Linked DNA regions of Homo sapiens: region 1 is linked to region 2. A link is a loop called in an ENCODE intact Hi-C map of the cell type or tissue named here. Cell type or tissue: heart left ventricle. All regions are shown on one strand. Each heading gives the region's core, and the rest is flanking DNA. Links, peaks and the distances in the headings are about the cores only. Region 1 overlaps ROR1 (receptor tyrosine kinase like orphan receptor 1). Region 2 overlaps LOC105378771 (a long non-coding RNA gene).

The links. A loop is a pair of places that touch in the nucleus more often than their neighbours do. Peaks named below come from ENCODE experiments on the same cell type or tissue, not always from the same donor. Only the 100,000 strongest peaks of a DNase experiment are listed, where the experiment ranks them.
Region 1: a loop joins it to region 2, with 5 times the contacts of the local background. A loop is called at or near these places in 10 of 110 quality-filtered maps.

What each region holds. Positions count from the first base shown.
Region 1 is chr1:63,855,140-63,860,519 of GRCh38, reverse strand. All of the region lies in intron 1 of ROR1 (receptor tyrosine kinase like orphan receptor 1), which reads right to left. Among named protein-coding and RNA genes, the nearest start is that of ROR1, 84 kb to the right of the region's middle. In heart left ventricle, for the core only: no CTCF peak of the experiment used is centred there; no DNase peak of the experiment used is centred there; H3K27ac peaks cover 1,591 bases.
Region 2 is chr1:63,696,312-63,701,691 of GRCh38, reverse strand. The region is part of intron 1 of LOC105378771 (a long non-coding RNA gene); the gene reads right to left. Among named protein-coding and RNA genes, the nearest start is that of ROR1, 75 kb to the left of the region's middle. In heart left ventricle, for the core only: no CTCF peak of the experiment used is centred there; a DNase peak (open chromatin) is centred at 3,251; H3K27ac peaks cover 3,676 bases.

The sequences.
Region 1 (5,380 bases), core at 317-5,316, 160 kb before region 2:
CTCGAACTCTTGACCTCGTGATCTGCCCACCTCGGCCTCCCAAAGTGCTGGGATTACAGGTGTGAGCCACTGCGCCCAGCCTCCATTCTTCTTATTAAAAACTTCTTTCCAGCTTTCTAATACAGAATCTCATAAACTGGTTTGCCTCTCTGGTTGTTATTTTATATTTTCATAACTTCCCCCATTTTAAGATATTCTATTGAGCATTTCTCCTTACAGATAGGAAAGTTAACCACCTTCCCACACATAAAATTCATAACCAATTAAATCCAATAAAGTTTTATTGAACAGCTACAATATATATTACTCAGTGTCAGTGTGGTGAAGAAAGGCCTGAATTTTAGAACAATAATAGTAATAAGAATAATAGCTACTATTTGCTCTGATCCTGTGTGCCAGGAATCGTAACATGTCTGGACAGATAACATAGCATGACACTGCATAACAGTGAAGAATGTGGCCTCTGCTCTCTAATAGGCCTGGGTTCAGTGAAAAGCTCTACCACTTAGGCCAGTTTCTTCACCCTTCTGTGCCTCAGGCTCCTCATCTATAAAATACAGATATTAACAAGACACACCTCACAGGGCTGTTTGAGGATTTCATAAAATCACAGGAGTAAAGAACTTAGCCCAGGGCCTAATTAACAATGACACTTTGCAACTACCCTATTATTCCCATTTTAAGAGGAAGAGACTGAAGCTCAGAGCTAGTCCACAACACAGCTGGGATTCAAATCCACACTCATCCAACACTGAAGCCTTTGCACTTTCTAGTGCCATGCATTGACCAGCTGTACAGTGAGGGAGGGCACACTAGAAGCCTAGAGTCTGACAACTGGGAGGGCCTTACAGTCAGTCCACCCTCCAAGCATGGCATCTCTCCAGTGAACTGGCAGGCGACTGACCCCGCTACTTATACACAAGCTCCAAGCTTTACCCATGTCTGTATCCCAGATCTGGAGAACAGCCTACAGGGGGGACATTTGCTTATTGCATGAATGATTAAGGCAATTTAAATAAACTAATAATTATAGCTAAGTATTGAGCAGAAACTATGTGCTGGGCACTAGAATCAACATGTACTAACATATTTACTATTAAATTTTAAAAACTCAAGTAAGCTTTGCAGAATGTGGTGAGGGAGGTACATATTTTCATTAAATCAGACTCTGGAGAGACAGATAAAAGCATCACAAAAGTGTCCCCAAAATAGAAGAGGGGATCTTCATCTTCACAGGGCCTGCACTTCAAGAAAACATTGAGTAGGATAAGGTGACTGTCTTACTTAAAAGCGCTCAACACCAAAACCCCCAGCCAGCCAGAAAATGAAAGTCAGAGGGTCTTCATACAACTGTGTTGGTTGTACCCTGCAGAGGGGCGCCCAACCCAGGGAGCAAGTGAGGACAGAAACACACCAGGACTCCTCCAGTCATGCTGAGCATCATGACATGGGTCAGCACACACACAACAGAAGGGGCAGTTTGTACAAAGGTACCATAAAAACTTTGACTACCTTAACACACACAGGCTAATTTCTTATTCAATTATCCCATCTCACATCCCAAGACGGAACACATTTAAATCAGTAACTATATAAATATATTGATTTATTCACATTTATTCAAACATGTGAGTATACATTCACATACTCACACATTTCTTTATGTGCCGAGTAGTACACTTAGTATAGTGGGAGATAACAGAGATTACCATCTAATAGACATAATTACAAGTATCATAAACAATAGGGCCAAAGAGAATAAATATCTTAATTAGCATTCTGGACAGCATCAAAAAACTTGCTGCCTAGGTCACTGAGGCACTAGGGGTCAGGGAAGTGAAGAAAATACCCTCATCTAAACAAGACAAAAGGAAAAACAACACTATCATCAGATTTAAATACAAAGTACACTTGAAAGTTAAATTCAACTAGTAGTTTTAGAAGCAACACAGTTTACACTTTAAGCAAAAAGTCAGATTTTTTAAAGTGGTAGGGTCTAATCTTGGTTTAGCCACAGAATCACTGTGTCATTCTAGGAAAATATGCAAAATACACCCAGTCTTAATTTGTGCATCAGGGAAAGGTTTCATCAATAGCTGAGAGGTAGAATGAGAAATTCCACTCTACTTAACTAATGCAAAGTGCTGTTGTTAGTTAAAGCCACCCCCAGTCTGGGCCATAGATTTGAAAGGGAAAGGATAGGGAAGGATGGAGATGTCTTTAAACAACAGGATCACCAGGCAAGAGCAGTGAAAAAAGAATAAAAAAGCAAAGATTGTACTTTAAGTCAAGAAGACACCATTTCAGGAAAATAAACATGGGGCCTAAAAGCAAAGGAACACACATTAAACCTTCAAGGAAAAGCTGATAAGTGAAAGATACAGATACAATAACTCCATATGTCTTTAATGTTAGTAACCACTCAGCACAATTCAACTTCAGAGGCTGATGGCTATCTTTTCAATTAAGTTTGGGGGAATGGGGAGAGGGTTCCCATGTGCCTGAAACTGTGATAGGCAACTAACATTTATTACTTCATTTATTCCTCATAGCAACCTGACAAATTACATCTTATCCTACTTATATCCTACTGCACAGATGAAAACACTGAATCTGAAAGAACAAGAACCTCAAGCCATTTCCATCATGCCAACTGTGCAGGATGGGGACTTGGAGGTGGGGCTCCAGAGTCACCTTTGGTAACCAAGAGCTGCTGAGGAAATGGAGCAAGACAGTCTTCAGAGGCTTACCAAATATGGTTCATTCTACCGACTCTTAAAGATCCAAATATAGTATGAACTTGCACTTGACCATAACTCTAGTGGCACATATCCACTGTCAATTGTCTCCAGTTGATAAGAATGCAACGACTCACAGCTATTTATTCTCCATGACAGAGAAAACACTTTTATGTGCTCTCCCCATGCCTGGGGAACCATGAGGTTTTCCAATGCCAAATCCATAGAGCTATTTGCAGACCATCTGAGTCTACCTGGATAAAAGGCATCTAAGTACATCCAACATGGAAAAGGCACTTCAGATAAGAACAACCTCCTGGCAGACTTGGGATATACCACATCTGAGGGTCCATCATAAAACAGATACCTAAAAGTTAGTCTTCATTTTGTTTGTTTATAGAATATGGCTATTCTATTCTTGGTCCCTTTACCTCCACATGTTGTTTCAAGCATCAACTAGGTGGCTTTTATTAACACCTTCTAAGGAGAGGCTACAAAAAATAAATAGGTAAAAACCATGTCCAAGCCATCAACAACAACTGATTATCTAGAAATTTAAGAGAGATTTCAATTGCATATATGAAGATGCATATCTAATCTCATTTCTGTAAAAAAAAAAAAAAACTTCTGAAAGTTGTTCAACAACAGATACTTTGAAAATTGAATCCTATTTATTTATTAATTCATTCATTCAACAAGTACTTATTGAGCAACTGTTACACACCTGAGTCTATGTTAGGTGTTAGAAATCCCGAGATTAAAGACATTCCCTGTCCTCAAGGAAACAAAATCTAACGAGAAAAGAGAGGGTAAAAAAAAATGCAAGAACAACGCAGGGAGAGGAGTGCCGCACTAAATTACTGTAAGCACAGGTATGATGAGAGACCAGAGAAAGGGCTCCTAACACAGTCACATGGAGTCAAGGATGGCAGTTTTTAAACATTGGGGATGGAGGATTATTTCAGACAGAAAGAATAAAATGTATCACTTCCATTTCTGGCCAAGTTGGAGTAACAGGATAATTGTCAAGACTGGTATAACAGTCAGTAAAGGGCAGTGATCCCTGGAAGAAGGAAGGCAAATGAAACGAATCCTACGAGTCCTCCAGCTTACTGCCTGAGAGAATTTCCAGCTCAAGGTGTCTGGAGGAAAGGGAGAACTCAGGCAGAGCTCAGTGAACTGCCTGAGTTGAGTGAATTGAGCTAACAGTCCAGGGAGACCAAGGCAACTAGAGTTTGCAAGGCCAAGTATCAGAGAAAAGAGAGCTGCAGAAAGAGCCACAGAGAATCCCCCTCAAGTATTCAGCAGAGTGCTGATCAGTGCATACATGTGTGGCAACTACCCAGCACTGGGGAAAGAAATATCCAAAAAGATATTTCCAGATTGGAAAACCTCATGATTCCCCACGCCACGAGGAGAGCACATAGAAGAGTGTTTTCACTGTCATGGAGAATAATTAGTTATAGACTAAGTACAACTATTTCAGTCTTCCAAATCTTCAAAGCAAGACTTTCCAAAAGGATCAAACTGCTTCTAAACAACTTAAACACATTCCAGAACAAAGTTCAAAAATATTTGTAGGAATACAAAAATAGCCAGTACCCAACAAGGAAAATTCACAATGTCTGGCATCTAATCAAAAATTACCAGGCATTCATAAAGCAGGGAAATATAACCCCTGATGAGGAGGAAAAAAAAAAAAGTCAATCAAAACTGACACAGATGTTAGAATTAGCAGACAGAACATTAAAATGGTTATTATAACTATATTCCCTAAGTTCAAAAAGTAAGTGGAGACACTGAAGATATGAAAAAGAGCTACATCAGCAGGGCGTGGTAGCTCACACCTGTAATCCCAGCACTTTGGGAGGCCGAGGTGGGCGGGTCACGAGGTCAAGAGATCAAGACCATCCTGGCCGACATGGTGAAACGCCGTCTCTACTAAAAATACAGAAAAAAAAAAAAATTAGTGGGGCGTGGTGGCATGCGCCTATAGTCCCAGCTACTTGGGAGGCTGAGGCAGGAGAATCACTTGAACCAGGGAGGCGGAGGTTGCAGTGAGCCGAGATCATACCACTGCACTCCAGCCTGACAACAGAGCAAGACTACGTCTCAAAAAAAAAAAAAGAGCTACATCAAACTTCTAGAGGTGAAATCTACAATGTATGCGATGAAAAATACTCTGGATGGGATTAACATCAGATTAGACATTGCAGAGGATAAATATTAGTAAACTCAAAAACACAAAAATCAAAACTATCCAAAATAAGATACAGAGGGAAAAAGGGAATTAAAAAAGTAAACAGAATCAGTGAGTTGAGGAACAACTTCAACTGGCCTAATATACATGTAACTGGAGCCCCCAAAGGAGAGGAGCGAATTAAGTATCAAATATAGTATTTAATAATTGCCCTTGCCTCCAAGAATTTACAATCTTGATGGGAAAACAAATTGTAATAAAAAACAAAGTCATAAGGTATTTGAAAATCAAAAAGTATTATAAGAACAGAAACAAATGTCATGAGTCAGTACATAATTAATTACCAAACACATAGTACACATAACTGTTTAGAGGAGAGGAACAGATTACTTCAAGTTGGGAGGTCAGGTTAAGAACAGTCAAAGAGGAAACATTTGAACTG
Region 2 (5,380 bases), core at 283-5,282:
GTTCAATGAAATTATTATTGACTATAGTCACCCTGTCGTACTATCAAATACTAGGTCTTATTATTCTTTCTAACTATTTTTATTTTGATACAAGTCTTTCAGGTCTGTCTTAAAGTCATAGGATGTTAAGGGCTAAAAAGGCCCAGAGAGAGCAGTAAGTTGCCCAAATTTGCCCAACTAGAGAGGGGCAGAATTCAAATGAGAACCCGGGTTTCTGATGCCAAGCTGCCTCCTCTCTGCAGAACGCCGTGGTGCTTAGGCCCACGTGCACACTTCTCTGGAGAGATCGTGCCAAGCCCCAGAAGTAGCATGTGTGCCCTTCAGCCTGAGACTGCCTTGGTAAATACATATTGCTTCCTGGCTTGCAAAGCAAATATTTACTCAAAACCCACATAGCACGGTGCATAAGTTCCTGACATCCCCAGGCAGTTTCTAACTCACTTATCATTTATTTTAAATTTGTTTTTTAGTGCATGTATTTTCTGCATTAGACTTGGAATAAACAGAGTTCAGAGTAGACGCTGGACAAACCGAAAAGTGGTTTGTACTAAAAAGCACTAGTCTCTGCCTATCACCTCTAAATTCCAATTTCTGAGAAGTCTGTGAGCAGAATCAATCAAGCTTAAATGGAGTCAGTGCTCCATTTAAAGGCAGTCTTTAAGGCAACACAACATGGTGTCCTTTGGGAAATGGGCTGAAGAATTAAGGAGTCACAAATGGCTCACATCATTTGCATAATATTGAGATTCAGGATATCTGGGTTCTGGTTATGACCTTCTCTCTAACTAGTTAGTGACCCTGGGCAAGTCACTTAACCTCTCTGAATTTCAGTTTCCTCATCTGTGTAAAGTGATTAATGATAGCTTTCTACCTAATTCACTATATATATGGACAACAGGCCAAATTGAAGGTCAAGTCCCACATCTATTGACCAAGTATTAAAGGCCTACTAGGGGCCTGGCTGTTTTATGAACTGAGCAGACGGCAGTGAAAAAAATGAAAATGAAAACCTGTCTTCATGGAGCTTGATTTTGTAGGAGACAGACAGATGGTAAATAAAAAATAAGTAGTAATGGGTCTGAAGCTAAGTTGTAAGAAGAAAAATCACCATGATAAGGGAATAGTAGTTTGTGGGGGGTGCCGTTTTATGAAGGATGGCCAGTGAGATGCTCTCTGATGAGTCCTGAAGGAGATGGAGGAAGAAAGAGTTCCCAGGCAAGAGGAGGAGTGGAAGCAGAGGCTCCAGGGGTAATGCTTAGGGTGTTCAAGTTGGGAAGACCACGGTGGCTGGTGCAGAGTGAGTGGAGAAGGATGGAGATGGAGTCAAGAAGGATGGATGGGCTGGGAGTGGTGGCTCACGCCTGTAATCCCAGCACTTGGGAGGCCGAAGCAGGCAGATCATTTGAGGTCAGGAGTTCAAGAGCAGCCTGGCCAACATGGTGGAACCCCATCTCTACTAAAACTACAAAAATCAGCCAGGTGTGCCGGCACATGCCTATAATCCCTGCTACTTGGGAGATGAAGGCAGGAGAATCTCTTGAGCTCAGGAGGTGGAGGATGCAGTGAGCCGAGATCATACCACTGTACTCCAGCCTGGGCAACAGAGCGAGACTCTGTCTCAAAAAACAGAAACAAAAAAAAAGAAGGAAGGATAGAGTTCCTAAAATGTAGTGTGCAGATGTGCACAAGCATCCCTGGATGTCCTGGGAAAGGTGATCTAGAGATCCCCCATTGTCATAAACACTGGCCTGGAGTCTTGCCTGTCCAAAGAGTTCCCTAGACCACAATAAACACCACTCCAACTTGACTCGAGAATGTGGAAGGCTCCCTGGTTGACCACGAACATATACCCATCCACATCAGCTCAGCACATATAAATTACATGGTAGAAGTTTTGTCAGACTTTTAGTCCTTCTTTAGTTTAAACTACTATGCTTTAGAATATTTCCTCTGCAGAGCTGGAGAACATTAATTTGGACATTGTTAGAAAGAGACATGAAGGAGAGGGCAGGCCAGCCACAGCTGCCTTCATTCATGAGCAGCCTTTAGTTCTTTACGTGAAGTCTGACAGAGGTTCCCAGCCTTGATCCATACCTGCCAGTACCTTGCCTGCCTGCACGGTGCTATTTCCAAGAATAAGTATGCTGGGCATGAGTCTTGATCATAACCTGAGAATGAAGCCTCACCCCCTGTGTCTCTACAAGCCTGAATGATCTCAGAATGATCATAGCCTGAGAACTCCTGCCAGGCAGGTTGGAGCCATCAGCAGGCCCACATGGGCCAGGGAAGCAAGGCAGGATCCCACGTCTGGTGGGCAGGCAGTTAAGGTGGGCACTGCAGAAGTGATGGCACATGCCTATCCAAGGCTCCACTGTGACAAGGGGAGGCCTAAGCCTGGTCCGGAGAGCGCTAAGCCAGGCTTGAGGCGAAGGGAATCAAACTTGTATATTACGTACCTACTGCTTTCTGGGCATTTGGTTAGGCTTTTTTCATGCACAATCTCATTAAATAAATCTTCACTAACCTGCAAAATAGTATCACTGTTCTATAGAAGAGGATACCGAAGCCCAGAGAGGTTGAATGAATTGCCCATGGCCACATAGCTACTAGGTGGTAACTGGGGACTTAGAACCTACTGACTCCAAAGCCTGGACTTTAAATTGCTTTGAAATGAGTTGCCTTATCATGAGATGGGACACAGTCCTGCCTGGAGCTGGGTAGTTGAGGAAATTCATCCTTCTTGTCATATCAGGAGGCTGGAGAGATGGCCACATTTTCCAGATGACTTGGGGTTTAGGCGGGGGGGTCCATGTTCCTTGAGGGCTCCATGGATCTGCCCTTTGAATGGGATGCCTGTTTCCTTTGCCATCAGAACTCTTATCCTTAAGGGCCCAGCTGCCTTCTGCAGTCTGGGCAGGACTCCTGGCACTAGGAGACCCTACTCGCTTCCCATCCACCCAACGCCTTGCTATCCAGCACTGCCTCTACTGCCCCACACCAGGCTGAGTGAGTCAGAGATGTCGGCCTCAGCCCCTGTGTCTCCACGGGCCTGAAACACTGACTTGTGTTAGAACTGCCTGCTTCTGCTTCCCTCTCCTTCTTCAGCTTGTTGGCACTCACTCTCATTCAGAGGCACCCTGGCTCATGAAATATCATCTACAAATATGGGAATCTCTGCACCAGCCGCACATTGTTGATGGCTCTGGAGTTGTTTATAAAAATATCCTTGGCATTCCCTGCCCGACGCGGTTTCGCATCATGCTGCACTTGCAGGCGAGCTTCGCCAGCCTGATAAAGAGCCCTTTATTTGACCTTTAGGAAAGTTATGACTCACATCACCAGCTTTCCTTCCCCTTCTAGAGTGTATGTTATCCATAAAAAGGGTCATTATAAAGGTGTTGGAGAAGATTAACCCTAGTCCTGGGTTTTAAACTTTATCTGTAGGACACAGTCGAATCAGTGGTACCTTGTGACCCTAGGAACTAGTTAGCTTAAATGGGGACTTGTTAGCTCAGTCAGTAACATGTCCATTCATCTTCGGACTTGCTAGTTTAGCAAGGGGCTGTATGGTTCAGGGAGGATCTGGTTAGCCAAATCATGGGCTGGTTATCTCATATTTGGATTGGAAATTGTAGTTGGTTAATGTACTTGTAGAATCATTAACTCAAACTGGTTATAGTGCTGGGCTTTTAAAGAAAAACTCTGATATTTCTTTCCCTGAGAGGAAGGCAGTATAATTCTGCCAGAGGCACTAACTACAGACTTCAGGACTAACCCCAGCTAGCAAACATACAAGTGCAAAGAGTATGAATGGATCACTGCAGTATATCAGCATCATAGGAAGACCAGCTCTAAGCATAAGCCCAACCTTTAGCTCATATCTAGGACATTAGGTCTATGTTGTCTTTGAACCTCAAGCAGGGTACCAGTAGAGAGAATAGTGAGGACCAAATGAGATCATGTTCACCTACGTACTTATTCAGTGATGTTTCTGAGTATCCACTATTGCCCAGACGTTGTGCAAGGCACTGGGCACTGAGGACACAGACAAGATGGAATTGTGCACACTGTTTGAGGATGCCTCCTAGCCTCCCTTGCAGTTAAGATTCGTCATGTGACTGAAGTTTGGCCAATAAAACATAAGCAAAAGTGATGTGCAACACCTCCAGGAGTGGCCTATAAAATCTCCTACACAATCCTCCATGTTTTCTTTCTTCCTGCTTTTGCCAACAGATGAAGAAGGTTCAGAAAAGGACTTTGAGGCCCCACAAAATGAGGGAGCCATAAAATGGATGGATCCTGGATCCTTATCACTGCATGGAGCAGAGGCTCCTGCCAACCCTACGTTGTCTGGACTTGATATGAAAAGAAATAAATTTTCATTATGGGAAGCCACTAAAACTTAGGGATTTTTTGTTGCAGCATTTAACCTGTCCTGACCAATGCACGGCCCTTCACCTTTTGGTCCCTGCACTCTCCGCAGACCTTACATTTTTCTGTTCCAAGAAAGACCATCAGAGAGTCCTTCATCTTCCTTCTGCTGCATCCTTGACTTGTCTATTTGTCTTCTCCCTTGCATTCTCCATCCCCACCATCCACCAGGATGAATCCATCCACCTGGGTCCTTGACCTCATCCTTCTATCGCTTTGTATTCTGTTGACTGTACTCTGCCTAAAAAAAATACATTCAACTTTCTTCTCTCCTTAAATACAAGATAGTCCCATTCAGTGTTTGAGTAGCTGAGATAAATCATCCTCCTTATCATCCCAGGAGTCTGGAGAGATGGAGAGATACCCAGATTCCACAGATAGATATGGGGTTCAGGCAGGGGTCCATGTCTCCCTGGAGCTCCCTTGATCTGGCCCTTTGAAGGGGATACCTATTACCTAAAATAAAGCATGTGGATAAAATTTTAAAAAAAGAAATAAAGTATGTGGAAGGTGTTTATCAATTTGAATCCTCCTAAAGCAACTGACCTATTTGCCTCTGACCCTTCGTGTCTTAGTCTGGTTGGGATTCTATAAAAAATATCATAACCAAGTAGCTTATAAACAACAAGAATTTATTTCTTACAGTTCTGGAGGCTGAAAAAGTCCAAGATCAAGGCAGATTCAGTATCTGGTAGGGGCCCAATTTTCGGCTCATAGACAGCACCTTCCACATGGCAGAAGGGGCAAAAGGTCTGTCTCAGGCTTCTTTTTTTTTTTTTTTTTTTTTTTTAAGATGGAGTTTTGCTCTTTCACCCATGCTGGAGTGAAGTGGTGCTATCTCAGCTCACTGCAACCTCTGCTTCCCCAGGTTCAAGTGATTCGCCTGCCTCAGCCTCCCGAGTAGCTGGGATTACAGGCATAAGCTACTACGCCCAGCCTCAGGCTTCTT